2 separate regions of the Homo sapiens genome follow, and region 1 is linked to region 2. A link is a loop called in an ENCODE intact Hi-C map of the cell type or tissue named here. Cell type or tissue: psoas muscle. All regions are shown on one strand. Links, peaks and the distances in the headings refer to the core of each region. The heading gives the core; the rest is flanking DNA.

What was found. A loop is a pair of places that touch in the nucleus more often than their neighbours do. Peaks named below come from ENCODE experiments on the same cell type or tissue, not always from the same donor. Only the 100,000 strongest peaks of a DNase experiment are listed, where the experiment ranks them.
Region 1: a loop joins it to region 2, with 3 times the contacts of the local background. A loop is called at or near these places in 3 of 110 quality-filtered maps.

Annotation. Positions count from the first base shown.
Region 1 is chr4:76,495,750-76,511,628 of GRCh38, forward strand. All of the region lies in intron 1 of SHROOM3 (shroom family member 3), which reads left to right. Among named protein-coding and RNA genes, the nearest start is that of SHROOM3, 68 kb to the left of the region's middle. In psoas muscle, for the core only: a CTCF peak has its summit at 9,316 (motif pointing left); no DNase peak of the experiment used is centred there.
Region 2 is chr4:76,243,734-76,259,612 of GRCh38, forward strand. FAM47E (family with sequence similarity 47 member E) reads left to right here and starts at 7,988. Exons shown (of 8, transcript NM_001136570.3): 1 at 7,988-8,087; 2 at 12,445-12,790. The coding sequence starts at 8,014. FAM47E-STBD1 (FAM47E-STBD1 readthrough) reads left to right here and starts at 7,988. Exons shown (of 7, transcript NM_001242939.2): 1 at 7,988-8,087; 2 at 12,445-12,790. The coding sequence starts at 8,014. LOC105377286 (a long non-coding RNA gene) reads right to left here and starts at 7,944. Exons shown (of 3, transcript XR_938897.4): 1 at 7,375-7,944; 2 at 1,362-1,437. In psoas muscle, for the core only: a CTCF peak has its summit at 8,105; a DNase peak (open chromatin) is centred at 7,978; H3K4me3 peaks cover 2,282 bases; H3K27ac peaks cover 1,711 bases.

The DNA.
Region 1 (15,879 bases), core at 4,871-12,870, 250 kb after region 2:
AATGTGGAGAATGGGAGCAGTGTCTGATATCAACTTAGGTGAGAGACTACCATATGTGTATGGCACCAGTCTGTATTGTGGTATCATTTTCTTCAGCACTCAGCAGCCTGGGGTATAAAAACACAGACATAGATGACACAAGGTTGTAGTTCTGGCAGGCGGATGCCATAGGAAGTCAAGGAACCAGGCACGACAAGAAAGGACTTGAAGATAGGAAGGAATGACTAGTTTGAGAGAAAATGGAGGTGTCAGTGGACCAAAGCTGTTCATACAATGGAAGAATATGTGTGATGACCAAAATACAGGTAACAAGTGTCAAGATTAGGAGGCTAGGCTAGTGTGTTGAGAGTTTGGAACAGGAGAACTTAAGATTTGAAGGTTTAAGCATTTCTGCCTAATGACATGTCTAGGATATGCCACAGCACAGGTGTGTGAGTGAATTGGAGGGTGTGCTTCTGGGGTGAGGAGGGCAGGGCACTGCAGTGTTAGGGAGCTGGATGGGCCATCCTCTTGGACACTGCCAGCACTGAGCCACAGTAGTGGTCCAAGGAATTCACACTGCACATGCAGCTGTTACCTGCCCCAAGTCCCAGAGATGCCATCACTTCCTGTGTCAGGCCTTCGTGGAGCAGGTGTCCCTAATGAAGGCAGTGGGCAAAGACAAATGACTTGGAGGTATGGAATTTCCCAAGGAGACCCTTTTGTGGTGGTATAGAAACCAAACCACTTGTTAACAGGTTAAATATTTCCCATCTTTCTGTTTTCATGCTGACATAGGTGTTCTTGGACTCATTGACCCTCCTGGTAAATCTCCCAGTCAGGAGAGTTCCACCCTTATTGGATCTCATTCCATCATCCTCCTATGTATTTCGACTTGCTGTCCTTGTCTCCTAATCATCTCAATGACCCAGGCATTGAAGAATGAAGAGTGCCATGATATTGTAAGAGAAGCAGTTTGATGTAGTAGACAGGGTCATGCTTTTCCTTCTGCCTGGATTGTTCCCTATTCCCTTCCTCATTCAGTCAATTCTTACTCATCCTTTCCATTTGGCTTAAATGTCTCTCTTCTCCCCAGAGTATTTCAGAGTCCACTTCTGTATTATATACTCTCAAAGCACCTTATTCCCCTTTGTGACTCTTATCACAATTATAATTAAACAAACAAAAAGATTATTTCATTGCTTAAGGTCTATCTGACTTGATAGCATGTAACCTCTATAAGGATAAGGCTGTCTGTGTTATCCCTAGCTGCTAGCATGGTGCCTTACATAAAGAATGTGCTTAATAAATATTTGTAGAACAAATAAGAGACGTATATGGAACTGAGAGTCCATTTCTGTTTTAAGGCATGTTCCTATTTAGCTGTGTGATCTTGGACAAGTCACTTCAGCTCTCTGAGCAAAATAACTTCTTACTCACTTTAACATTGTATGATTTCTGATTTCACAGTCTATCAGCCAAACACCTTAACAACTCTTAATCCCAACAGTATGTCTGGGCTAACTAAAAGCATTCATCTGGAACTTCTTAAAGTAGCTTGTTCCTAGAGAAACTATTTTTCCTTGTGTTTCAGTAATCTCTTTCTAAGTAAAAAATAATTCCCACATTTAGTGGCTTAAAACAATAATTTGCTCTCTCAAATAAACAAGAAAAAAGTAATAATAAAGATCAGAGTGGAAATCAATAAAATAGAAAAATAAAAACAGAGGAACATAACATAGAGACTGTGCAATGTTTGGGGAAAGAATATCCAAGGCAGAGGTACTGCTAATCCACAGGTCCTACAGCAAGGCATGCCTGACATGTTTTTTAAAATCAGAAAAGAGGGCTGGGTGCAGTGGCTCATGCCTGTAATCCCAGCACTTTGGGAGGCTGAGGTGGGCAGATCACCTGAGGTCAGGAATTCGAGACCAGCCTGGCCAACATGGTGAAACCCTGTCTCTACTAAAAATACAAAAATTATCTGGGCGTGGTGGCAGGCACCTGTAATCCCAGCTACTTGGGAAGCTGAGGCAGGAGAATCACTTGAACCTGGGAGATGGAGGTTGCAGTGAGCCGAGATTGCGCCACTGCACTCTAGCGTGGGCAACAGAGCAAGACTCCGTCTCAAAAATAAATACATAAATAAAATAATAAAAAGATAAAATAAAATAAAAATCAGGAAAGAGGTCGTGCATGGCTGGAGCAGAGCACCCAAAGTGTATCGAGCCCCTGGTCAATGTGAGGACTTCGGCTTTTCCTTTGAGTATGATGGGAAACCCCTGGATGGTTTTAGCAGGGAAGCAATGCAATTTGAAGTCATCAGCTCTCTCCTTCTGTGTCAATTATAGTTTGTTCTCTTGCCTCTAGTCATACAAAGTTGTATTTCCCTGGATTGTGAGACAGAAAAATCTAATTCTATATGATCAGAGATAGGCTGTTGCTTTGGGCAGGTTTTTATTTCATGTTTATAGATTAAGAGTTTGCACTTTCAGTTCCCAGGGAGTTCACACAGATGGGGTGACTGCTTTGTCTTAATTGCAATTGTCATGATGTATGCGTACTTTCCTAGAACTGGACTGAGGCTCAGATGGATAGATAGTTCAAGGAAGATAGATTAACAGAGAGAGGGAGGGAGAAAGAAAGAGAGAGAGAATAGATTAAATGGATGGATGGATGGTTAGATTAACAGACGGACAAAATAAATGGATGATGATAGGAGGAGGAGAGAGCTCGTCCTCTTTGAGGCAGTGTATAAGGAGGACTGGTTGACTTTTTCTTTCTTTGTGAATCACAAACAGAGTTTAGAAGTGGTATGTTTTCATTAACGCTACCTTAATTAATATCCCCTTAATCATCAAGTATATTCCATTTTGACAAAATAGAAACTGAATTCCTTCTTATCTCCCAAAGGCAATGGAAAGGCTAGAGAGAGCTGGCACTGTGCTATTACAAGCAGATGAGAGGCATATTTGCTGAATAACGAGAGTAGCTAACAGTACTGAACTTTGCCCTTTTGGTGTGGGACTCTTTCTTTCCTGAATGTTCAATAATGTCTGGCTCTTTTCCTTTGTGTTCTGGTTTTATGCAAACACAAATTACACTCTTGTTGACTTCACTGTAACCCATGAAATTAAAGAAGGGGAAATTGGAGTCCTATAGAAGGCAGTTTCACCAGTCCTGCCTCTTGGATTTGTGCGATGGAAACTGAGAACAGCTGTATTTTTCTAACCAATTTTATGAGAAAAGAAGTGTCCCCAGCAGTAATCAGCACAGGCACATGATAGGAACAGACAGAGATGCTGCTTTAAAATCATATATTCTAGAGCTGAAAGCCATCTAAGAGAGCATCCAATTCTCCCTCATTGTATAAATGAAGAAAGTAACTAAAACTCGGAGGTACCTGTTCACACTTCTTGAGTATATACTAATTATGGGAAGCAACGTGGCATCACAGAAATACCACAGGCCTTGTGGAAGTCTGTGTGGGAATCATAGCTCTGCCACTTCCTAGCTGCTGTGGCTATTGGGCAAATTATATTATCTCTTTGAGCCTTCTCTCATCTGTCCCTGCTTCATGGGCTGGTTATAAGAATCACATGATATAAAATATAAAGCCCTGGCACAAAGTAGATAGTTAATAAATAGTAGTTATGATTAGCTCGCTTTTGTTGCTAGTGACAATACAGAGTAAAAACCATCTCAGCAAATACTTAGAATAGGATTTTAAAATGTCAACCAATGGCAAACTTGTTTGAAGTAAATTTCAATATACTGAAATTCCAATATAATTCAGGGAAACAAACATTTTTATATAAAATATTGTGCTATACACTAGAGTTAGTTCAAAAATAAGAACAAGATCTGGGTTCTGCTTTTAAGGAAATGAGAGTAGACATGCACGCTAGGCTGCCTTTCAGTGAGGGCCGTGGGACGGGCCACTGGGGAGGAGGGGACATGGGTCTCTGGGTGCACAGAAGAGGTTCTTCCTGGACAAGGAGCTCAGGGAAGTCTTCACAGAGAAAGTAACATTCGAGAGGTTTTTAGAAGGGTCTAGAAAAACAGATTGAGGGACATTCTTATTGAAGGGGGCCCCATAATTACAAATACAAAGTATATTTAGATTTAACCAACTCCTCTGTTTAAATGAGCATAGAATATGTGAAGGGCAAAGCTTAAAATAAAAATGATAGCTACCACTTACGGAATTCACTCATGTATTCACTCTTTTGCTCGTTGTGCAACTCTGTGAGGTAGATTATTATCTCCATTTTGCCAAAGAGGAGACAGGCATGGGCAGGTTAAATGTGTTGCCTAAAGGCCTCACAGCTGGTAAGCAGTACCAAACTTGAATTCAGGTCATCTGACTTCAGAGTCCATGCTCCAGTTCGGACATTAGACAGTGAGCTTGACTTTTTCTGCTAGCCGCTCCAGATCTATACCCTCCTCTTCTCCCTGCTGCTCGGGGACCCAGGATGCTGAGCTGTGTGGGCTCTGTCAGCATGCTCCCTTGGCCCTGGTTTCCCGTCATAATAATGGAGGGAAATGGGAGATGGGGCCTCAGGTTTGCCAGGGCTGTATCCCTTTGTTAGAGGACACAGCTCCTGTTGGCCAGCCGCTCTTGCAGCTACAGGTCTCCCTGTGTTGAAAAACTCTTCTGTCTCCTTGTCCCAGGACAGCTAATGCTAGCCTCAGAACACTTCACCATCTCATGTTGGTTCCTTTAACCCTGTCCCTGTCTCAGTGAAGATCGGAATTTGGGGGTTATAGGATAATCTGTTCAGCTTTAGTGGATACTACCAAATAGTTTCCCAAAGTGGTTATACCATTTTTTTTCCTACTAGCAGTGTAGGAAAGTTTCAGTTGCTTCCCCCTTTTGCCAACTCTTGGTATTTTCTGTCCTTTTCATTTTAGCCATTCTAGTGGGTACACAGTAGTATCTCATTTGTGATTTCAGTTTTCATTTCTCTGAGAACTATGGAAGTTGGATACCTTTTCGTGCGTTCATTGGCCATTTGAATATCTTTGGTAAAGTATCTAAATCTTTTACCCTTTTTCTTTTCTCTTTCTTCTCCCTCTCTCTCTTTTTTTGTTTTTGAGACAAGTGTCTCTCTATTGCCCAGGCTGGAATGCAGTGGAGTGATCCCAGCTCACTGTAACTTCAAACTCCTTGGCTCAAGAGATCCTCCCACCTCAGCCTCCATAGTAGTTGGGACTACAAGCGCACACCACCACACTTGGCTAATTTTTAAAATTATTTTGTAGAGATGGGGGGTGGTGAATCTTGCTATTTGCTCAGGCTAATCTTGAGCTCCTGGCCCTCAAGAAATCATCCTGCCTCAGCCTCCCAAAGTGCTGAGATTACAGGTGTGAGCCACTGTGCATGGCCTTTTTGCCCATTTTTAAATTAGATTGTCTTTTCTTTTGGATTATGAAGTTATTTATAGATTATGAGTAAAGTCCTCTGGCAGAGATATGTATTACAAATATCTTCACTCTGAGGCTTGCCTTTTCGTTCTCTTAAGCATATATCTTTTGATGAAGAGATGTTTTTAATTTTAATATACTCTATATATTTTGTTTCTTTGTGTTACTATTTGTAAAAATAATAAGAAATACACATATTGCTCTCGGCCCACAGTCCCTGATACAGAGCTCTTAAAACCCTTGTAATTTCCTAAGCAATAAGGATGCTAGGAGAACCTTTTGTTCTAATATTCGACCTTTTACTCTGGTTCCTGACTTTTAAAGTCCTTAGGAATTTTAGAGCTTTTAAAGTCCTTAGGAATTTCCTGGGCGGCAGGAGCATCATTTAATAAGGTAGCTCTTGGTGGACTCCTGGATGGGAGCTGGTCACCATAAAGACTAAGCCATAATTATAAGCTGGGGTCTTTCAGCCCTAATCCACCAACTTGCCACAATTCTCCAGAGAAGGGAAAGGGGCTAGAAATAAAGTTAATCACTGATCATGTCTACGTGATAAAGCCTCCATAAAAATTCCTAAACTATGGGATTCAGGGAGCTTCTGGGTTGACAAACACATCTGCATGCCAGCAGGGTGGTATACCCCAACTTCATGGGCATAGGAGTGCCTGCACATGGGACCCTTTCAGACCTCGCCCTATGTATCTTTTCATCTGGCCAGTCATCTGTATCCTTTATTATATCCAGTAAACATAAGTAACGTATTTCCCTGATGCTATGGTTTGAATGTTTATCCCCTCCAAGCTCATATTAAAGCTTAATCCCCAATGTGGCAGTATTGAGAAGTGGGGTCTTTAAGAGGTCTCGAGGGCTCTACCCTCATGAATGAATTAATCCATTGATGGATTAATGGGTTATTACGGTACTGGAACTGGTGGCTTTATAACAAGAGGAAGAGAGACTCAGCTCTCTGGCATGTGATGCCCTGTGCCGTCTCGGGACTCTCCAGAGTCCCCGCCATCAAGAAAGCCCTCACCGGATGCAGCCCCTACACCGTGGGCTCCTTAGCTTCCATAACTGTAAGAAATAATTTCCTTTTCTTTATAAATTAGGCAGTTTCAGATATTCTGTTATAAGCAACAGAAAATGCACTAAGACACCTGAGTTCTGTGAGACACTCTAGCAAATTAATCAAACCAAAGTGGAGGTCATGGGAATCCGATGGATAGCTGGTCATTCAGAAGCAGAGGCCACATTCTGTGCTTGTGACTGGCATCTGAAGGGGGGTGGGGGCAGTCTTGTGGGACTGAACCCTCAACTTGTGGGACCTGACACTATCTCCAGGCAGATAGTGACAGAATTCAATTGAATTAGAGGATACTTAGCTCGTGTCCACTGTAGAATCTGCCAGAGAATTGCTTGGTGTGTGGGGAAAACCCCCCACCCTCTGGCATCAGAAGTGTTGAACGATTTTGTGAGAGTAGAGAGATTCGAAGAACCATTGGTTTTACCTATATCCTTACATGGCTTTGTATGGTTTTTAAAAAGGCATGTTTGCTGCTACAATATCATAAGAATGTTTTCCTGTGCTTTATTCTAAAAGCTTTCTGGTTTTATCTTTCATATTTGGATCTGCAATTCATTTGGAATTGATTTTTGTGTGTGATGTGAGATTAGAGTCCTGATACGTTTTTTCTCTCGTATGGCTATCCAGTGAACCTAGAACCTTTTATTTAAAATATTCTCTTTTCCATCAGTTCACTGCAATGTCATACTTTTCATGAATCAGGTGACTGTATACATATGGTTGTTTTCTTGTATGCTATGTTCTATCCCACTGGTCTATCTTCTTGTCTATCCTTGTGCCAATATTATACAATCTTGATTATTATGGCTTTATAATGACTCTTGATAACTGGAAGTGGAAGTCTTCCAGCTTTGTTCTTGAAGATTGCCTCAGCTATTCTTGGTCCTTTGCATTTTCATATGTATTTTAGAAATAGTTTGTCAACTTCCACACACACACACACACACACACACACACATGCCTAGAGTTTGGTGAAGATTGTGATGAATCTATAAATTCATAGAAAATTAACATCTAAACATTTCAATTCATGAACGTTATGTTTAGGTCTTCTTTAATTTTCCCAGTAATATTTTGTGGTTATCAGTGTAAAGTTCTTATACATATTTCATTAGATTTATTCCTATGTGTTCGATTTGCTATAGTAAATAGTATTCTTTTTAAAATGTTGTCTTTTGTTTGTTGCTATTATATATATATATTTTTTGAGACAGGGTCTTACTTTGTCACCCAGGCTGGAGTACAGTGGCATGATCTCAGCTCACTGTAACCTCTGCCTCCCAGGTTCAAACAATTCTCATGCCTCAGCCTCCCAGGTAGCTGGGATTACAGACGTGGACCACCACGCCCAGCTAATTTTTGTGTCTTTAGTGGAGACAGGGTTTCACCATGTTGGCCAGGCTGGTCTCAAACTCCCGACTTGAGGTGATCCACCTACCTCGGTCTCCCAAAGTGCTGGGATTACAGGTGTGAGCCACGGTGATTGGCCATATAATTGATTTTTGTATATTCACCCTTTGTCTAGTGATCTTGTAAACTCAGCAAAGTATATCTGTGGAAGGCATTTGGTAGATATCCTTTATTAGTTTAAGAAAATTATCTTCTATTCTGTTTTTCTACACTTTTGTTTAAAACCATGAATGTGTGCTGACTTTTATTAAAGACTTTTCCATCTCTTAAGATGTCCAACCCTGTTTTGACTCAGCTCTAGGACCCAATTCTATAGCCCTTTCCCTGGTCTTGGCTTTATCCCCACAATCACAAAAACTCCATGAACAAAAAGGAACAAACAAGGACCTGAACCGAAGAAGTGCCAGTAAACATGGAAAGGAAGAGACAACTGTAAGAGATTTTGATGTTCTGCAATATAAATGTTTTGTACAGTCCCAGATGTGTTGAGAGAGAAGCCGACTTCTCAAAAAAATTTTTTTTTTTTGAAACGGAGTTTTACACTTGTTGCCCAGGCTGGAGTGTAATGGCACGATCTCGGCTCACTGCAACCTGCACCTCCCAGGTACAAGCAATTCTCCTGTCTCAGCCTCCCAAGTAGCTTGGATTACAGGCATGCGCCACCACGCCTGGCTAAGTTTTTTGTATTTAGTGGAGACAGTGTTTTACCACATTAGTCAGGCTGGTCGTGAACACCTGACCTCAGGTGATCCACCTGCCTCGGCCTCCCAAAGTGCTGGAATTACAGGCGTGCGCCAAAATGCCCGGCCGACTTATCAGTTTTTTAAACTCCTGCCTCCTTTTGATAAACATAAAAAATCCACATGAAACTTTTGTTTAATGTACGTATTATGGAAACAATAAGCTATTTTCCAAATATAAATTTTAATATGATTAAGCTTTTTGAACTTTTAAATATAGATTGCCCTTATTAGAGATTAATAATATAGTATGTGTAAAAGCAAATTACACATTCTATAATCCCCTGCCCCTAAAGTCCGATACATCCTCCCTGAAAGGGTACTTTTCTCCTTCACTTTCTCCTAATTGAAACTCACTGAAATAGCATCTACATAGAACATCACTGCATGGTGGAGCGGCAGATAAGCTGGTTAAGCAATCTATCATTACTATCATCTGGATGTCCCAGGATGGTTGGGGTAAGTAGAAATGTATGAAGACTCTAACTGGCAATGGGATTTTATCATTGAAAAGTGCAGAGCTGGCCAATTCAGACCCAAGTTGCAGGTGTACCTGGGAGAATACACACTTGTAGGTTTTCAAATTTACTAATATTTAAGCAGTTTGATTCTCTACAATTACTTCAACATTTGACTATTGGGCTTGAATTTAATGAATCCTGGTGCCCTCTTGTGGACATGAGAGAATGTACAAAGAGTATAGCTTTGAGTTCTTTTCATTTTAAGGATTACTTTGTGTACCCATGTCCCATTAACCTAAGATAACTCAATAGGTAGAAGATCTCAAGTCACACAGCCAGGCATAATGTTGCCAATTATAAGCCCTGTGAACTTAAGATTCCTTATCTGATAAATGGCAGTAACAATAGTACCCACCTTACTAAGGTTCTTGAGAAGATTAAGGATTTAAGGAAATTCCCTTCCATTCCTACTTTCCTAAGATTTTGTTTGAAACCATGAATAGGTATTGAATTTTATCATATGTTTTTTCTGCATTTTTAAAGATGTACACTTCTGTTTTGACTCAGCTCTGGGACCCAACACTACAACCCTTCTCCAGGCATGGCTGTACCCTTACTTTATACATCCATACATACAATTGGCCCTCTGTATCTGTGGGTTCTGCATCTATGGATTCAACCAACCACAAATTGAAAATATTTGGGAAAAAAATAATAAATAATAATACAACAATAAAAATAATACAAATTTTAAAATAATATAGTATAACAACTATTTACAAGCATTTACCTTGTATTAGGTATTGTGACTTTTTTTTTTTTTTTTTTGAAACAGGGTCTAGCTCTGTTGCCCAGGCTGGAGTGCAGTGGCATGATCATAGCTCACTGCAACCTTGAACTCTTGGGCTCAAATAATCCTCCCACCTCAGCCTTCCAAAGAGACTACAGGCTCATGCTACTATGCCTGGCTAATTTATTATTATTATTAGTTTTTGTAGAGATAGGGTCTCACTATGTCTCCAACTCCTGGCCTCAAGTGATCCTTCTGCCTCCTCCTCCCAAAGTGCTTGGGATTACAGGTGTGAGCCACCATGCTCAGCCTAGAGATGATTTAAAGTATATGGAAGGATGTCATCAATGATAGACTGGATAAAAAAATGTGGCACATATACACCATAGAATACTACGTAGCCATAAAAAAGGATGAGTTCATGTCCTTTGCAGGGACATGGATGAAGCTGGAAACCATCATTCTCAGCAAACTAACACAAGAACAGAAAACCAAACACTGCATGTTCTCACTCATAAGTGGGAGTTGAACAACGAGAACACATGGACACGGGTTGGGGGGAGGGCATCACACACCAGGGCCTGTCAGGTAGTGGGGGGCTGGGGGAGGGATAGCATTAGGAGAAATACCTAATATAGATGATGGGTTGATGGGTGCAGCAAACCACCATAGCACGTGCATACCTATGTAACAAACCTGCACGTTCTGCACATGTAGCCCAGGACTTAAAGTATGATAAAAAACAAAAAGTATAAAAATAAAGTATATGGAAGGATGTGTGTGTGTCATATGCAAATACTATACCATTTTATATAAGGGACTTGAGCATCCATGGATTTTGGTGTCTGTGGATGAGGGGGCCTGGAACCAATCCCTCACAGATACTGCAGGATGTATCTTAGCCTGGCACATAGTGGGCTCTCAATAATGTTATCTGTGTTTAGTATCAATCATCTTAATCAATTATCAATCCCTTAAAGGAAAGGGAAGGGTATGAAGGATATAGTATCCCAAAACAGAGTGGCTACAGATACTAGTAACCTCTCCTCCCCAGTCCCATCCTACCTCATTCCTGATTCCCTGCAGCAACTACTCAACTCTCAACTATTTCTTTTTATATTTATCATCATATTTTTAATAACATGTTTTATGGATCTTCTTCATTTTTTTTGTCCATATGTAGTATTATCTATTGACTTTCTATTATGGAAGATGAACGTTTAACTCTCTTACAGTACTCCCTCCATACTTCCTTTCCCCCATTTATGATCCCATGTATGTAAAAATAATGTACTCTATTTTATATATTTGGTCCTCTCCATAATAACCAAAAATATGGACCAAGGCATAAAAGGTGAATACTAAAAAACGGAACCTTGTTTCACATTATTAATGTCAAATAAGCCTGAACTCTTCTTAAATGAAGCAAAGAAAAAATTTATAATGAAAAAGATTATAATTTGCAATGATAATGGAGTTATCACATAACTTTATGCAACAAGGAAGAAGAAATAAAAGGAGAAGGTTTTAATCACCTTTGTTGGTCCATGTCTGATCAAGCAGAGGAAAACTAAAAAGGACATAAAATATCTAAACAATTTAATAAATAAATCCAAATGTGATTCCAGATAGACTCATATGACCAAATAACACATGCAAATATTGACCTTATATCAGGTTATAGAGAAAACTGTTTTCCAAAGCAGCTGCACCATTTTACACTCTAATCAGCAGGGCCAATTTCTCTACATCTTCACCAATACTTGTTATTATGTCTTTTTGATCATAGCTGCCTTAGTGGGTATGAAGTGGTATCTTATTGTGATTTTGACTTGCACTTATTTAATAGTTAAAGATATTGAGCATCTTTTCATGCACTTTTGGTCATTTGTATCTCTCTTTTTTTTTTTTTTTGAGATGGAGTCTCGCTCTGTTGCCCAGGCTCGAGTGCAGTGGCGTGATCTCGGCTCACTGCAAGCTCCACCTCCCAGGTTCATGCCATTCTCCTGCCTCAGCCCCTCCCGAGTAGCTGGGACTACAGGCGCCCGCCACCATGCCTGGCCTGGCTAATTTTTTTGTATTTTTAGTAGAGTCAGGGTTTCACCATGTTAGCCAGGATGGTCTCGATCTCCTGACCTCGTGATCTGCCAGCCTCGGCCTCCCAAAGTGCTGAGATTACAGGAGTGAGCCACCATGCCTGGCCGGTCGTTTGTATATCTTCTTATCGGAAATGTCTATATAAATCCTTTGCTCATTTTAAAAATTGAATTGTCTTTTTATTGTTGAATTATTATTGAATTCTAAGACTTGTATTGTAGATGCAAGCCCCTATCAGATACATGTTTTACAACAATTTTCTCCCATTATCAGGGTTGTTTTTGTATTCTCTTTATGTTGTCATTTGAAACACAGTTTTAAATTTTGATGATGTCCAATTTATTTTTTTCTTTTATTACTTGTGCTTTTGTAATCGTATTCGAGAAACCATTGTCTGATTCCAGGTCATGAAGATTTATGCCAGTGTTTTCTTCTGTAAGTTTATAGCTTTAGCTCTTACATTCAGGTTTTTTTTGATATTTTAACTTTTTGTCTATGGTATGAGCTAAGGGTCCAGCTTTTTCTTTGATCTGTGGATATCCAGCTGGCCTAACATCATTTGTTGAAAACATTATTCTTTTCCCCATTTAATTTTCTTGGTTCCCTTGTTGAAAATCAGTTGACCATAAGTATGAGGGTTTATTTCTGAACTCACAATTCTATTATATTCTATTTATGTCTGTTCTTCTGCCAGTACCATGCTGTCTTGATTACTGTGGCTTTGTAGTAAGTTTTGAATTTGAAAGTATGTCTTCCAACTTCTTTCTTCTTTTTCAAGATTGTTTGGATATTCTGGGTCCCTTGAGTTTCCATATGAATTTTAAAATCGCTTTTCAGTTGCTGCAAAGAAGCCAAGTGAGATTTTAATAGGGATTACATTTAATCTGTAGATCAAATTGGGGAATATTGCCATCTTAACAATATAAAGCCTTCCAATCAATGAACGTGGGATGTCCTTCATTTATTTAGGTCTTTTAAATTTTCTTTCAACAATGTTTCATGGTTTTCAGTGTATATGTGTCATGGTACATTTTTGCTGCCATAACAAAATACCTTAGACCAAGTAATTTGTAAACAGCATAAATTTGTTGCTCATAGTTATGGAGTCTGGGAAGTCCAGGATCAGAGCACCAGCAGATTCAGTATCTGGTGAGGGCTTGCCTTCTGCTTCCAAAATGGCACCTTGTTGCTTGACTTTACATGGTGGAAGGCGGAAGGACAAAGGAATAGAGCCCTTCCTTCAACCTGTTTCATGACAGCACTAATCCCATTCATGAGGTTGGAGTGTTCATGACTTAATCACTTCCCAAAAGACACACCTCTTAATACTATCATACTGACTATTAGATCCTAACATGAATTTTGGAGGGACACATACATTCAAACCATAGCAATATGTTTTGCATTTCTTTTGTTCAATTTATTTCTAAGTATGTTCTTCTTTTTGAAGCTATTATAAATGGAATTTTTTTAAAATTTCATTTTCAGATTGTTCATTGCCAGTGTATACATATCCCCCCCTCCGAATCCAGCATCCACAATATTTTTAATAATGACAGGATCCGGTTAGTTTTTGTAGTACAGCTGGCCTCTTGGCCTCTGGTGTAGGGTTTGGAGTAGCTGTGCAGGTACCTGGGGCCTTACTGAAATGCTTGTATATTTCTTGGTCCTTGTGAGGATGAAAGAGCAGGACAATGCATAGACTTTGGGGGCGTCCAGGTCAGGACCTTGCCCTCCAATTATGATCCCCACAACCATTCATTTTGTGTTCTTGGCCAGGAAACTTCATTTTCTTGATCATCTGGCCTGTTGCTGCCACTCATGAATATCCTCTACAGCACAACTTGGTTGAAGGTGGAGTTGGTTCCTCTGGCCAGAAACATGTACCGCTTGACCAACAGCTTTAGATCAATTTCCTGGCTCTTGAGTTTCTGGCACTGGGTTCCTTGTGGCAGGTGTGGACTCCCATGATGGTGCCTCCTACTCAGCCATGTCCAAAAAAGTGAGCACTCTCAGACTCTTTAAATACTTTATTTGGAATTTTTGGACATTTACCCAATTTTTACCTAATTTTTTCCATATAGAATTACACATATTCAGAAGTGAGCTAAGAGTCTTTTTCTTATTGGATCATTTAGGTTACCTTAGGTCTGAAATTCTCAGATATGTATTGCTCTCATCTACTAGATCCTTGAAATTTGCCAAAATTTAAATTATTTTTGGCAAAATTGAGCAAATATGAACACTTCCAATGTCAGTGAGGAAGTGTTAAAGTGAGTACTTCCATATACTATTGGTGGGACTGTGAAATGGTGCGGGCACTCTGAAAATAAGTTTGCCAATACCAAAATCCTCAGTTAAGATTGTAATTTTAGACCCCGTACTTTTCCTTCTATAAATCTATCATTAAAATACTGAGATCCAGACCAAGATTTATATATAAGACCTCCTCAGTATTATTTTATAGTACAAACGTGTTGAAATCAATTTCAATGTGCCATAAAAATATTTATCTATGCATTAAAAAAGGCTGAAAGGAAATATATCAAATTGTAATAATGTTATCTCTGAAGAATGGGATGAGGTAAAGTCAGTATAATCAGTAATAAAAAATGGGGGCAAGAGCACAGATTGTACTAGTTACAGACTTGAGTTTGAGTTCTCTCTCTGCCAGATGTAGCTGAATGACTTTGGGCAAGTTACTTAACCTCTCTAAGCCTCAATTTCCTTAAATATAAGATGGTGGTAATAATAGTTGTTGCCTTATAGGGTTACTGAAAGAATTGAGTGAGATATACACAAAGTGCTTAGCACAGCAGTTGATCCACAGTGAGTGCTAAGTGTTAGCTCTCGTTGTCATTGGTCACCTGGCCTTGTCATATACAACTGCACAATCCCCTGGAAATGTTTCCACTGAATGAGACACCTATGGATTTGGACAGACTGGCTTTTTCTGCCATGTACTTCAATGGCCTTAGTTGTTGAGGACTCGATATGTGCATGTGATGTGAGTGTAATTGACCAGAGAGGTAGTGTGGCACAGGGGAAAGAACAAGGAGACTTTGGTCCCAATCTAGGTCTTGGTTCCCTCATCAGTGAAGTGAAGGGAGCTGGACTAGAGAATTTCTAAGATCTCTTCTGGCTCTAAAATGTTCATTTCTCACCAGGCACGGTGGCTCACACCTGTAATCCCAGCACTTTGGGAGGCCGAGGCAGGTGGATCACCTGAGGTCAGGAGTTCAAGACCAGCCTGGCCAACATGGTGAAACCCCGCCTGTACTAAAAATACAAAAAATTAGCCAAGTGTGGTGGTTGGCGCCTGTAATCTCAGCTACTCGGGAGGCTGAGGCAGGAGAATCGCTTGAACCTGGGAGGTGGAGGTTGCAGTGAGCCAAGATCACGCCACTGCACTCCAGCCTGGGCAACAAGAGGGAAACTCCATCTCAAAAATAATAATAATAATAATAATAATGCCACAGCAATTGTGAATTTAGACTTTTGTCTCCTAAACACAAGGTGGCAGCAAAAGACTAGGCTCTTGGCTGCCATTTGCCAAAACCAGTAGGATAAGATGGTATTATTTAATTTACACTATGTTATAAAGTAAAAGATCTAGGTGGCTTAAGATCACTACCTGCTCTTAGTGGTTTCTATGAGGCCCAGGTTTAATGTCCCTAGAATTATGCTTTTATCGCTATAATCGGAATTCCCCTACTCTCAATATATCCACTGAAGTCACCACTCAACAACACCTCTGCCTACAATTTCTCCAAGGCTTTTTCTATCACTTCTACTGCTTCTTGGAAAAATACCCTTCAAGTTTTCACCTGTGATGAGCAGGGGTCTTGCTGGCAGAATGGCAGCTATGTGCTTTACAAGATAAAAACAACT
Region 2 (15,879 bases), core at 4,386-12,385:
GTTGTATGTCTTTTTAAGTTTTAGGTTTGTTTAAGTTCTGGGGTACATGTGCAGAACGTGCAGGTTTGTTACATAGGTATACATGTGCCATGGTGGTTTGCTGCACCCATCAACCCATCACCTACATCAGGTATTTCTCCTAATGCTATCCCTCTCCTAGCCCCATAACCCCTGACAGGCCCCGGTATGTGTTGTTCTCCTCCCTGTGTCCATATGTTCTCATTGTTCAACTCCCACTTATGAGTGAGAATATGTGGTGTTTGGTTTTCTGTTCTTGTGATAGTTTGCTGAGAATGATAGTTTCCAGCTTCATCCATGTCCCTGCAAATGACATGAATTCATCCTTTTTTATGGCTGCATAGTATTCCATGGTGTATATGTACCACATTTTCTTAATCCAGTCTATCATTGATGGACATTTGGGTAGTTCCAAGTCTTTGCTATTGTGAATAGTGCCACAATAAACATACGTGTGCATGTGTCTTTATAGTAGTATGATTTATAATCCTTTGGGTACATACCCAGTAATGAGATCACTGGGTCAAATGGTATTTCTAGTTCTAGATCCTTGAGGAATCACCACACTGTCTTCCACAATGGTCGAACTAATTTACACTCCCACCAACAGTGTAAAAGCATACCTATTTCTCTATATCCTCTCCAGCATCTGTTGTTTCCTGACTTTTTAATGATCATCATTCTAACTGGCCTGAGATGGTACCTCATTGTGGTTTTGATTTGCATTTCTCTAATGACCAGTGATGAGCATTTTTTCATATGTTTGTTTGCAGGCATTCTTCTTTTTTTTTTTTTTTTTTTTTTTTTGAGATGGAGTCTCACTCTGTTGCCCAGGCTGGAGTGCAGTGGCGTGATCTCAGCTCACTGCAACCTCCACCCTCCGAGTTCAAGTGATTCTCCTGCCTCAGCCTCCTGAGTAGCTGGGATTACAGGCACCTGCCACTGTGCCCAGCTAATTTTTGTATTTTAGTAGAGACGGGGTTTCACCATCTTGGCCAGGCTGGTCTTGAACTCCTGGCCTCGTGATCCACCCACCTCGGCCTCCCAAAGTGTTGGGATTACAGGCGTGAGCCACTGCGCCTGGCCTGTCATTAAGTGTTGACATATGTTTTCTCTCAGAATTCTTATAAGAGGTACATTTTTGTTTTTTATGCACAGTTTTATATAAACCACATTGTAGTAAAAGTTTCATTCTGTTTTTCTTCATTCAGCAATATATTTTTAAAAGTCTAATCATGTTGCTGAGTATCTATCTAGACTATTGCTTCTAATGATGCCTAATTATCCATCCATTTTATCCACTCATTTCACAGAAATGGACATGCACATTGCCCCCAACTCACCAACACTAGTAACGATGCTGCAGCAACATCCTCATACGTCTTGCCTTGTGTGTGAGAATTCCTCTGGATTCCTATACTTAGCAGTGGAAATACTGAGTCATAAGTAACATACGTATCAGAGTAAAACCAGGAAAACAGAAGCCACTCTAAGTGTGTAAAACTAAGATTTTAATGCAGGGAATAGTTACAGAGGTGATGAAAGAGCTGAGAGCCAAACAGGGGACATAGGTAATCTAGAGACTGGCAATAATAGGAAACCCCTACCACACCTAAACTGCACGAATTGCTTGGAACCAAGAGTTTGAGTCATGTGACAAAAGCCGGAATCATAGCACCTGGTGGGAGCTCCAAGAGAAGGAAGAAATATAGATGCCTCTATAAATAGGAGAGAGATGGAGAGAGAAAAATAGCCTGACTGTTCCCTTCCTCCATCCCCAATCTCCTATTAGTGCTTTCCACTAGCCGAACCCAGCCCCCAGTGCAGCTTGCTGACGCCAGGGCAGAGCAGGCAGGGGCAGTGAAGAACAAATCAGCCAGCAGATACCATATACTTGGTTTGACTAAGTCCTTTCAGATTGTTCTCCTAATAACTGTTCTAGCTACACTCCCACCAGCAATGTATCCCTACATCCCATCTACTCTTCATGGCCCACTGTTCAACAAAGAGTGGAGGTACAGATCTCCACTATCTTCCTTTAAGTGTGTCTAGCCTATTGCAGATGGCTCAGGCATCTCCTCAAATCTAGCAGCCTGACCGAACTAAAGGACCCATCCATCCACTTAACCATAACCTCCTGAGGGCAGGAACCTTGTCAATTTTATCTGTAATCCCCTATCTGCCATCATGCTCAATGCTACTGACCAAGTGAGAAATGCTCCTGTTGACTATTGGTGTCATGCCTTTACCCCCATTGTTATTTGGTTTGCAGGTGTAGTCTACACTGAGGGCAGTTTTCAAGAAGCCACTTAAAACACTATGCAGGAAAATCTCTAGAGAGATTCTGTGGGTGAGGGAGAAGGTTGACAGTAAGCTGGTAAGCAAGGTTTAGGACTATAATGGTTGTCAAAACACTGTGTTGGTTGGTAAATAGCCACTGCTCTGAGCAATTCTGAGTGACTGCTGTGCTCTGGTGGCTCCAGCCACTCTCTACAAGATCAGCAACTAAAGGAAGGTATTGCCATTATGATTAGGGGACTCTAGGACTCCGTTGTTGCAATCTGGCTGGCCATCTTCCTGATTGGTTAGTGTATATGCTTTACTGGTTGTTAAATATTTTAAATATCCTTCCCCTGGATGAGTACCACAAAATAAGGAATGTTTAGGGGAAAGTCTGCAGACTTTAGGGTGCCCTAGGGCTCCCAGGAAGCTTGTTTCTTTATGTGATAATGGGGTAGAGATTTCTCTAGGATTATTTTCCTGATGGAAAATGCTGCATTTTTTGCTTTTCTCTTATTGAATAACTTACATAGTAAAATGCACAAATCTGATGTGTATAGCTCATTAAAATTTTACATATGTACTAACATATCCACCAACTAGATCAAGATGTAGAAGATTTGCATCTTCCTAGCAGACTCCCTCATGCCTTCTCTTTGTCAGTTACCCGCCAAGTAACCACAATTCTGACATTTATCATTATAAATTAATTTTGCCTGTTTTAAAACTTCATGTTAATAGGAACACAGTGTATACTCTTGACGTCTGGCTTCTTTTGCTCAACATTAAAAACATACTTCTTTTGGGATTTATTTGACTATCTTTCCAATTTGTTAAGTTGGATTCTTAGCTCATTAATTTTCAAATTTCCTTCTTTTTTTGGTATTTTTTACAACTTTAAAAAATTGTGTCAAAATATATGTAACATGAAATTTGTAACTTTAACCATTCTTTTAAAGTTTATAATTTGGTGGCATTAATTACATTTACAATATTATGCAATCATTATCACTATTTCAAAATTTTTTCATCATCCTCCAAAAAAACCTCTGTATCCATTATGCACTAACTCCTCATTTCTTCCTTCTCCCAGTCCCTAAAAATCTCTAATTTACTTTCTGTCTCATGAGTTTGCCTATTCTAGATATTTCATATAATGGAGTTATACACTATATGTCCTTTTGCATTTGACTTCTTTCACTTAGCATGTTTTCAGGGTTAATCCATGTTATAACTTATCAAAATTTCATTCTTTTTATGAATAATTTTCCATGTATGTATATGCCACATTTTGTTTATTAATTCATCTGTTGGTGGACACTTGGGTTCTTATCACTTTTTGGCTATTGTGAATAATGCTGCCATAAACATTGATGTACAAATATCTGAGTTCCTGTTGTTAATTCTTTTAGGTATATACCTAAGAGTGGAATTGATGTGTCATATGGTAAACCTTTGCTTAGCTTTTTGAGGACTGCCAAACTATTTTCCACAGCAATTGCAAGATATTATATTCCCACCAGCAATGCATGAGTGTCCTAATTTCTCCACATCCTCACCAACACTTGTTATTTTCTATTCGTTTGTTTTTATTATTATAACCATCCTAATTGGTGTGAAGTAGTATCTCATTGTGGTTTTGATTTGCATTTCCTTAATGACTAATGATGTTGAACATCTTTTGATGTGATTTTTGGCCATTTGTATATCTTCTTTAGGGAAATATCTATTCAAATATTTTGTCTATTTTTTAATTGGGTTGTTTGTCTTTTTGTCGTTGAGTGGTGGGAGTTTTTAAATATATTACGGATATTAAACTCTTATCAGGTATATGATGTGCAAAGATTATCTCCTGTGGGTTATCTTTTCACTCTCTCTCTTTTTTTTTTTTTTTTTTTTTTGAGACAGAGTCTTGCTCTATCACCCAGGCTGGAGTGCAGTGGCGCAATCTCGGCTCACTGCAAGCTCCACCTCCTGGGTCGACGCCATTCTCCTGCCTCAGCCTCCCAAGTAGCTGGGACTACAGGCGCCCACCACCACGCCTGGCTAAATTTTTGTATTTTTAGTAGAGATGGGGTTTCACCATGTTAGCCAGGATGGTCTTGATCTCCTGACATCGTGATCCGCCCATCTCAGCCTCCCAAAGTGCTGGGATTACAGGTGTGAGCCACCGCGCCTGGCCTCTTTTCACTCTCTTGATCATGTTTTTCGATATACAGAAGTTTTTTATTTTAATGAAGTCCAATTTATCTATTTTTTCTTTTGTTGCTTTGGCTTTTGGTATCATTTTAAGAAGCCATTGCCAAATTCAAAATTGTGCAGATTTGTCCCTATGTTTTATTCTAAGAAGTTTGTAGTTTTAGCTCTTAAATTTAGGTCTCTAAGCTGTTTTGAGTTGATTTTTGTATACAGTATAAGGGCCCAACTTCATTATTTTGCATGTAGGTAGGATTTCTCCAAGACTTAGGGTAGGGATCTTGTCCATCTTGTTCCTAGTACTGTGCCTGACACACATTATATACTCATTCAACAACTATTGATTTGTTATATACCATACTAGGCACTGGAGATGCAATGGAGAAGAAAACAGACCTGATCCTCGTCACCTTGGTACTTTGTTGCTAGTGTTTGCTGAATAAATAAATAAGAAACCATCTATTTTCATGACATCTGCATCATCACAAGTTGATAATTGCTCTATATGGTAATTTTGACTCCATACATTGCATACCATAATTGTAGTCATTACTTAGAGAATCTCTCAGTCTCTCTCTCTCTCTCTCTCAACTCAAAGGTGAAATGTATTAAATACAGTAATCAAGTGAGTATATGTTATTTAAGAATGAGGTTGGTGATTTTCCAGGTGTTTATTTCTAGACTTTTTGCCAGGTAAGCTGGCCATTTCATTCCCAAAAGGATTATTCAAATATATAAAATAGTATTTTCAAACACTATTATATATTCCAGAAAAACAAGCATTTGAATAACAAAAACAATAGAACTTAGCAAACATGGTGAAACTCCCATCTCTATTAAAAATACAAAAATTAGCCCGGCATGGTGGTACGTGCCTGTAATCCTAGCTACTCGGGAAGCTGAGGCAGGAGGATCGCTTGAACCCAGGAGGTGGAGGTTGCAGTGAGCTGAGATCACACCACTGCACACCAGCCTGGGCAACAGAGTGAGACTCTGTCTCAAAAAAGAAAACAAAACAAAACAAAAAAATAGAACTTTAAGGTGAGAAATGGGAAAGCAGTCCTGAATTGGTAGAAACCCTAGGCATATGGACAAATTGTTTATTTATTATTTGTTTGTTTATTTAAGAGTGATAATTTGCCAACATATTATTTTGCTAAATATTTTTAAAAGGATTATTGCAGCTGTAGAAAATATATAGAAAGCCATCTTAGGAAACTCTACCTCTTGCTTGCTGATATATAAATTGTAGTCAGCTTTTTCTTCTTTTTGTCACAACCTTTGGAGATTCCGGTAAAATGCCTCCTTCAGAATATTTCTGGGCATCCGTTATTTGTTTATTTATTTATTTTTTTTTTGGTTACATGAGTAAGTTCTCCAGTGGCAATTTCTGAGATTTTGGTGCACCCATCACCCAAGCAGTGTACCCTGTACCCAATGTGTAGTCTTTTATCTCTTGTCCCCGTCCTATCCTTCCCCCCAAGTTCCCAAAGTCCATTTTATCATTCTTACACCTTTGCATCCCCATAGCTTAGCTCCTACTTATGAGTGAGAATGTACAATGTTTGGTTTTCCATTCCTTAGTTACTTCAGTTAGAATAATGGTCTCCAGTTCCATCCAAGTTGCTACTAATGCCATTATTTCATTCCTTTTTATGGCTGAATGTTATTCCATTATATATATGTGTATATATACACATATATACCACAATTTCTCTATCCACTCATCGATTGATGGGCATTTGGGCTGGTTCCATAGTTTTGCAACTGCAAATTGTGCTGCTATTAACATGTGTGTGCAAGTATCTTTTTTGTATAATGACTTTTCTTCCTCTGGGTAGATACCCAGGTAGTGGGACTGCTGGATGAAATGGTAGATCCACTTTTAGTTCTTTAAGGAATCTCCACACTGTTTTCCATAGTGGTTTTACTAGTTTACATTCCCACCAGCAGCGTAAAAGTGTTCTCTTTTCCCCACATCCACACCAACATCTAATTTTTTAAATTTTTTGATTATGGCCAGTTTTGCTGGAGTAAGGTGGTATTACATTGTGGTTTTGATTTGCATTTCCCTTATAATTAGTGATATCTAGCCTTTTTTCATATGTTTGTTCACCATTTTTATATCTTCTTTTGAGAATTGTCTATTCATGTCCTTAGCCCATTTGTTGATGGGATTGCTTGTTTTTTTCTTGCTGGCTTGTTTGAGTTCCTTGTAGATTCTGAATATTAGTCCTTTGTTGGATATATAGATTGCAAAGATTTTTCCCACTCTGTGGGCTGTTTACTCTGCTGATTATTTCTTTTGCTGTGTAGAAGCTTTTTAGTTTAATCAAGCATTGTTTGGGCAAATTGTTACAAATCATTCCTGCAGGACTCCATTCAGCCTAGATAACCATACTTTTGGCCCAGTTCTCACAGAATTTCTACAGAAACCCTACCTCCTCAAAGTAATAAAAAGTTTGCATTACAATCGGACTAATATCAAAGAAAATAAAAATAACAATTGGGCTAATTATAATGATTACCTACATAGCTTTCTCCATTAACTAACTCACAACAGCTCTGTTAAGTAGTCAGGACAAATATTACCACCCCCGGTTCACAGCTGGAATAATAGTACTTGCATAATAATAATTCTTGAGGGATTCTTAAATGCTGGCACTGTGTTAATTTCTTTATATTCATCGAATATCCCCAATAACCCTACAGGTAGATACTATTATTTTCCCCATTTTCAGGCCAGGTAATTAATGAAGCTTAAAAATGTAAGTACCCTGCCCCCAGGAGTGCATAATTATTAAGTAGCAGAACCAATGCTTATATTTAAATCAGAAACACTCAGAAGTAGCATAAGAATTTAGTAAAAACGAAACACACCCTCGTGCAATCCGTATTATGTGGCCACGTGCCTACCAGGGTCAGCTGGATGGTACTTGTCTGCTAGAAGTGAGTCGAGGCAGAAGAATCAACACAGGAGCTGGAAGGGCCTCTGGAAATCAGCTGGGGACTAGAGACAGGTGTGCAGCCCTCGGTTTACAGAGGCTGTGAGACCAAGAGAGTTCCAAGACCTCCAGGAAAACATCTCCCTGCTAAAAGGCTTTCCCAACCTTTAGAAATCTATTCATTTTCCCCACTTTCCATCCTCTTTCTCTTGCTATCTCTTTATCGCTCCTCCTGCCTTCTTCCTTTCTTTCCTTCAGTAAACGTTTTTTGAAACGATGATGAGCAAAAAACGCCTGATCCAGTCTATGGCGCGTTTCGGTGGGAAGATGAACACGCCTTCCCAGCAGAGTAAAACGTGATTACACCAAGGACCGGTACCCTCTCCCTTCCCTCGGCCAGGTCCACGTCCCCAGGCGTCGGAGAAGGGGTTGGACCGCGCAGCGGGGCGTCAGAGTTGCCAGGCGCCCGGGGCAAATACCGGCAGCGGTGGTTGTGCGGTGTCCTAGCAACGGGGCGGCAGCAGGGCACACACACCGCCCAAGCCCGGACGGTGGCCGCGAAGCTAGGGCCACCATGGCGGACCGCAGGCGGCGGCTCCGGCCGGGGACGTTGGCCCCGGTGCGCGAGGGCGTGAACTGCAGGTCCAGGTAAACACTCAGCGCCCGGGCCGAGGGCGCATCCCACGCGGGCCGCGCGGGGGCGCCTGGAGACCCGCGCTTGCTGGGGCGGGGGCGAGGGGAGAGGTCCAGCCTGCCTTCCCTCCTCAATGCTTCCTGTACGTACAACATAATACGCTGAGATAACCAACGCTTGGCGCTGCTCTTTGCAAAGGATTTTTCCTGCTGTCATCCTCACAACCCCCGCCTCCCACGCCCCCAGGGATGTAGACTAATATCCCCATTTCTGATGGGAAAGTGATGGCCGCAGAGTCCGCTGCGGAGGCTGGTGCCCTCCTGCTAGCCACCCACCCTTTTCCGGCCTAGCCAACCAACTGTTCGCCAGATGCCCCGGGGCGCCTGGAGCCCTGTATCCGATGTTAGGCATCTGCTGCCCCTGGAGCCTTTGGTATCCAGATGGCGGCTGTGGCCAAGTGGAGCCCAGGGTTGGGGGAGCGCCTGGGGTGCTAGGGAGGTCTGCTAACATTTTGTACGGTTGTGGTAGCCTCAGAGCAGGAACAAGAAGGTTTTTGCCTTTACCGACTCCTTGACAATCTTTTGAGAATGGAATTCGTCTGTCTTGGAGACAGCACGATGTGGTGGTGAAGATTCCAAAGTCTAGAATCAGAAAGGCTTGAGTAGAAGGCTAGTTCTCCTCTTGTTTGCCTGGTGACCTTAGGCAAGTTGGTTGCTCCTTCTGGGCTCACTTTCCTAACTATAAAATGGGGCAATAACTTAGGAATCAGCTTTCTAAGATTGTCGTGAGGATTAATGGAGATAGCACATGTAAAGTTGTCACTGGCACATAGAACGTATCGTGTACATGTTAGCAATTATTCATAGTTGTTTCTAGCAGTTATTCATAAGAGCTTCTTTGGGAAGCTTCTCCCCCCCATTTAAAAATTTTGTTTTGAAATAACTGTAGGCTCACCAGAAGTTGCAGAAATAGTACAGAGGTCCCATGTACCCTTCCCCTAGCTGCTTACAGTGGTACCATTTTACATAACGATAGCACATTGCCAAACCAGGAAACGTCATTGGCAGAATATGCTAATTGAACTAGAGACCTTACTTGGATTTTATCAGCTCTTACTTGCACTCAGGTGTGTGAGTTCTGTAACATTTGGTCATATGTATACATAAAGATACAAAACTGTTCCTTCCCCACAGAGGAACTCTTAGTATTACCCCTTTGCTGTCACTTCTTTTCCCACCCCAGCCTTGTCAATCGCTAAGCTGCTCTCCATTTCTGTAAGTTAGTTCTTTTGAGAATGTTAGATAAACAGAATAATACAGTATGTAACTGTTTGAGACTGGCTCTTTTTCACTCATCATAAAGCCTCTGAGATCCATCCAAGTTGTGTGTATCAGTAGTTCATTTTTGTTGCTGAGTCGTGTTCCTTGGTGTGGATGTACCACAGTTTGTTTATCCATTCACTTGTTGAAGGACATTCAGGTTGTTTTGGACATTCCAGTTTTGGGGCTAATATGTAGAAAGCTGCTATCGACATTTGTGTACAGAATTTTCTGAGAACATACTTTTTCATTTCTTTAGGATACATGTCCGGTATCCTTTTGCAATTCTTAAAGAGGGAAATATCCATATATCATGTACTAGTGTCTGTGAAAACAGTAAATATTTAGAAAAATTGTTTCCAGTTTTATTTTATGGGCCAAGCAAGATTTTTCCTGAACCTAACATAATGCAGAATGGTAAGCTTATTAACTATGAGAGGCCATGTGGGGGAGAGGAAAGCCCTCCCTTTACACTGGTTGCCTTACTCTCCTCTTGGAACTTAGTTTCCTTATTAAAAAGAGGAAAGCGGTAGCCAGGCATGGTGGCACATGCCTGTAGTCCCAGCTACTCAAGAGGCTGAGGTGGAGGGATTACTTGAGTCTGAGAGGCAGAGGTTGCAGTGAGCCAAGATTACACCATTGCACTCCAGCCTGGGTAACAGAGTGGAACCCTGTCTCGAATTAAAAAAAAAAAAGAAAGGAAAGAAATGAGGAAAGTGGCTCGCGCCTGTAATCCCAACACTTTGGGAAGCGGAGGCAGGAGGATCACTTGAACCCGAAGTTTGAGACCAGCCTGGGCAACATAGCAAGACCCTGTCTCCTCTCTCTACAAAAGCAATTTAAAAATTTAGCTAGGCATGGTGCCGCACACCTGTAGTCCCAACTACTTGGGGGACTGAGATTGGAGGATCCCTTGAGCCCAGGAGTTTGAGGCTGCAGTGAGCTATTGAGCTATAATTGCCACTGTACCCTAGCTTGAGCAACAGAGTGAGACCCTGTCTTGAAAAAAAAAAAAAAAACAGAAAAAGAAAAGTGAAGAAAGTAGACTGGATTTCTTTTAGGATCTCTGCCAGTTCTAACATTCTATGAAGTTTCAGCTCACTGCCACGTACATTCCCCATTTTGAGTTGTATGGCTGTACTTAAACAAAAATATTTGTTCTCAGATTTGATTTCATGAAGTGCTTGGATGCATGAGTTAGTTGTAAATGTGCATATAATGAACTTTGTAAAGACATTTAATATGGAGGGTTACTTACTAATAAGTAATGCTGAATGGGTCATTAATCTTATGATTAGATGTAATTTCAGCATCTTTCTGCCATTTAGCTATTTAAGAGTGATCTGTTAAATGCAGAGAGTAACTTTTTGTTAAGTTCATCTTTTTGTGTCCTTTCATCTAGATCTTCACAGTAGAGTTGGGTTAAGCCCTTAAAACAACACCTACACATCTATGCAACAAGTAAGAAGTTTCTAGGACTCACTAGAGAAGAATTGGGGCCAGGCTGGAATCTCTTAAAAACACTTTGTAGCAATGGGTGTAGCAAGGATTAGATTTGGTGTAAAAAGACATTATAGATAAAAGGGGTCTGAAGGTGGAAGAGGCTTCAGGGAAGGACACAAAGACTCTAGAATTACCTAACTAAGGCACTGTAATATGTGAGGATAATGAGACGCTCAGATTCCAAGTCGTGGCTTTGGTGTTCGCTGGTTGTGTTAGGTTATTCAGGAGCTTGTTCTATTTTCCTTCCTGTTTGCCCATCTGTCTCTTCCATCTCATCTATATGCCCTAACTACTCAATGCTAACAGGGCGCTGGTGGATAAGGAGGCTGAGTGAAGCAGCTATATATATGGCGGTGGGAGAGGTGGAGGTTGTGAATGAGAGAGCAGATGATTTGTCTCCAGTGGGCAACCAATATGCCAATTGGGGCTCCTTGGATAAGTGGACCCACTTTTCACAGATCTTGAAAAATCTGGCTTTTCAAGAGGAGCCATTTTTCCCGATTATTTATGTGAACATTTTTATTTATCATAAACTCCAGTAGAGTGATTAAGCACCTTTTTCTGGAGCTGCCTACCTGGGTTAAACTCCCAGCTCTACCATTTATTAGCTGTGTGACCTTTGACAAGTGTTTTGTTTTTTAACTTCTTTGTGCTCAATTTTCTTATCTGTAAATGGGAATAATACTCGTGCCTAATTCATAGGGTTGTTATGAGATTTAAATATGCTCGTATGTGTAAAGCATTTAGAACAGTAGAACAGTGTCTGTTATGTTGAAAATTCTCAATTTATGTTAGCTATTATGATTCTTATTAAAACACAAGGAGGACCAAATGACAGGTTTGTTGGCCCAATGTAGCCCATGGACAGCCATTTTGCAGCCTTTGATCCCCTGAGTTTAGGGGGAACCCACAGAGGTTACATGAAGAGCCAACGCCATTCAGCTAGTTAGGGGCTGAGTTGTCAGTGGGATCCAGGTTCTTCCCGCTCAACTGCACTCTGTCCCTTTTAGTGAAGAGAGAGAGTCCTTGGGAAAGGCAACAACTTGAGTGTCCTTCACAAAGCGAATGGAGAGATGAAATGTGGTGGCGGCAGTTGGAATAATGAATTAGATTTACATAGAGTGACATGGAAGGGTCTTTAAAATATAGTGCTGGGTAAACAAGAAGCAGAATAGTGCCATTTACGTAAATTAAGAGTGCATGCACACATAAGGATGCTTCAGAATTTCAAGGATGTGTACAAACAAAGGATATATTCCAAATCCACTAGGGCAGTTTTGCTTTTGCAAGGGAGACCAGTGAGAGTCGGATGTGGGGATAAAATAGACAAGAAAGCAAGAGAGGGGCTTTGTACGGAGCAGCAATTCTGTGCTATGAACTAGGAATATGATTAACTCCAGCTTCTCCAGTGAATCCCACTTCCCCTACCCCCAACCCTAAAAGCTGGAGACCAGCCTTTTTACTACCTCCTTCTCCCACCCAAGTCCTGTGGTTAATATGAACAGGCATGTGGTATTCTAGGTACAAAGAGAATCTATCTACCTTCCAGATGTTTCACAAAGCACAAGAACGGGCTGAAGTTCCCCACCTCTCTGCACAGCCGGCAGTTGGTATTTCCAAGAAAGGGGCTGGACGACTTCAGGAAGGGCTGCCCGCCTTGCACTGGTCTGGTGACTCAGGTCCCTGTGGAGGGCTTTCTGCCCCAGATTTATCACAGAGCTCCCCAACTGGCCCCAAAGAAGAGGCAGATCAAGCTGCTCAAGGAAGCAGACGTGCTTTCCAAGCTCTCGCCAGCCCAGCAGGCTCGGAAGGCATTCCTGGAGGACGTGGAGGCCCACCTGACCCCACATCCCTTAGCGCTCTACCTGAATCTGGAAGAAGCTATGCCCATAGAGGTGATGTGTCCTAGGGTTTGTGGGAGGGGCTTCACTGGGGCCTTGCAAATAATTCTATCTAAATGTCTAGGAAGTCCCCATGAGAGGGTGACATATTTATAAGAGGAGTGATGAATGTCTCCCCCAGGATGCGAGTTCTTATGGGCCTCAGAGCAGCCTTCTGTCCTCTGTTCCCAGAAAACACAATCAGCAGCAACATGCACACTGCTCTCTTTGCTTCCTGTGAAGCCCTTCAATTTACAAAGATGCCACAAACCAGAAACGTATGACTTCTATTCCCCATAATTTCTACCCATCTACTGTACTTTGTGTTGTGACTTTTTGGGGAGAGGAGGAAACAATGAGAGGGAATTGTCTAGTCTTATTTTTGTCACTTTAGCCTGGTATTAGGAAGTGCCCTTAAATACTTACTAATGGGTGGAAAGAATGAGACCAGAAAGGTCATGGGGAAAATCCTCCTAATGGTCCAGACTAGGGCTGGACAGCAGCAGCTCTGTGATGTCACCAATGTCCCAGGCCTCTCCTGACTTTAGCTCTATATCCTTAGTATGCATCTCTCGTCTTTGTATCTCAAAGTGGCTTCCATGCTTCCAGGCATTGAGTCTGTATTTCAGACAAGAAGAGGGAAGGGACAAAGGTTAAAGGGTGCATGCCAGCTGACTCTGTCTTTTAATTAGGCAAATAATAGCTTTCCCAGTAAACATCTCTTTCATCTGACTACTCCTAGTTGCTAGGGAGTCTAGCAAATGGAGTTTCAGAGTTGGGCATTGAACCTGAGCAAAACCCAGGTTCTATTAGATTTAAAGAGAAAAGGTAGAATGGATATTGGGCAGGGAGCTAGCAGTGACTGCAACTCCATCCGCATCCCTGCAGCCTGTATTCTACACAGAGAGCGAGACAATGGTTCAGAAAGGCAAATCTCTGCTCAGAGCCTTCCAGTGTCCCCTTCTCTCTCAGAGAAAGCCAGAGTTCTTGCTGGGATCTGAAAGGCCTTGGCATTCTGCTCTCCACAGTACCCCTGTTCTGCTCCCTCTCCAACTTCACCCCTGCTCCTGCCACTCCAACCACTCTGGCCTCCTGGCTGCTCCATCGACATTATGAGCATGTCCAATTCAGCTCTCTGTTCTGGTGCCTGAACACTTGCTCCAGACGGCTGCTTGGCTTACTCCTTCACTCCCTTTAGATCGATGCTCAAATGTCTCCTGATTGGAGAGGCCTGTATAAAATAGCACTTCCCTTCCACCCTCACATCTACTCCTTACTGTGCCCTACTTTTCACTGTAGCACTTGCCACCACTGAGCTCCTCCCACAATGAAAGCTTATAAGGGCAGGGACTTTATTTGTGTCTTTCACTGTGTACCACCAATACCTGTCCTATGGCGGACACTCAATAAATAATTTTGAATGAATGAATAAATGAATGATCGGTGGGAGAGAAGTCTACAGAAAGGACAGCTAGAATTGCTGATCAGTTAATTTCTCTCTGGGGCTTTCCCTCACTGCCTCCTGCAGGCCAGAACTTCTGAGTCCATGACAAAGAGATTGATTGTTTCCACACCTCAGATGGCACATGAGCATGGCTTGGGATTGTGGCGCTTATTTCCATGTGTGACTTCTGCAAATAGGTGTGTTGGCTTCCTGCTGAAGCAGGATCTTTTATGGTGCTAAGGTGGCCATCAGAAGATCCAGGTTTAAGCCCTACCCACTTAGCAACCCCAGCAGAAAGAGAATGCACCTTTTTGCATGATCCCAGAAAACTTCCATAGCCTAATTATCATGGATCCAACTTTGATCATGTGTCTATTCCAAAGTCAGTCACTGTGGTTCTGATTGTTTGGTCGGCCTTAGGAGTGAGGATGGGGTCAGGCTAATTCAGACCATGCAGGTTGAGAGTGGAGAGAGAGGTGGTTCTCCAAGGAAAAATCCAGATATTCATGCGAGGGAAAGTAGACAGTGGGCAGTCAAAAACCACAGAAATCCTTTAGAGGCGCTTCACTCAGTGGGGCATTTGGGGACAGGGGTAGGCCCAGAGACATATTCCATTCTAGAGGAAGTAGAACTTTAGTAAAAGACTGTGTACCCAGTGTCCAGGTGATGGGAGGTTTATCCAAGTGGTGCTGATTATAATCCCAAAAGACATAGTCCCAAACATCATAATCGTGAATGTTGAGATCCCCAAAGTCTAAAATCCCACAAATCACAATCCTGAAAGATTGAATTCCTGAATGTTGAAATCCTGAAAGCCAAATTCTGGGGAAGGGATTAGTGTGTTTTTGGTTGTATGCAGGATAGTTGCATCGTGGTAGGTGGACCTATTACCTTGCTATTGTCCTTATTTGGAAATTAAATATGGTTTAAGGAGATGAGTATAAGTGTCAACCTGACAAGAGGTGGACTTGTGGACTTAATTTTAGGTGTCAATTTGACTGGATTAAGGAATTTCCAGAAACATGGTAAAGTGTTATTTTGGATGTGTCTGAGAGGATGTCCCCAGAGGAGATTAGTATGTGAGTCTGAGTGGAGCAGGCCAGAAAGATCTACCCTCAGTGTTTCAGTGCTTCAGAGATCACAGAGTAAGTGAAAATGCAGGTGAAAAATACAAGAGATCTCCTCTGCCAAATTATTCAATTGTGTACAATTTATGCCTCTTCACATATAACACCGTGGTTGCCTTCGAGCATGTGACACCGTTTGTCAGAGAATTAAAAGAATTTGACAAGCTCAGCAACCTTCTGAACCAGACATTTGCTGATATTGAGATTCCTCCAATGTCATAACCACATAAAATGGTGAACTACTCTTGGTTAAAGATTTGACTGTCAAGAAAGATAGACTTCTTATATTTACCACTAAATCTAACATAGAAAAACTAGTGCGTGTTTCGCTTTGGCTATTGGATGGCACTTTCAAGACTGTCCCTACTTTTTAAAATCAGTGATATACAATTCATGCCCCTGTTGGATCTGGAAATTCTAAAACTTATCTACTTCTTTATATATTAATGACTGGAAACAAATGAAGTATTTTATAATCACTTATTTGAAGATTTGGTGGACTGTGCAGAAGAAAATGGATTTCTTGGAACTCC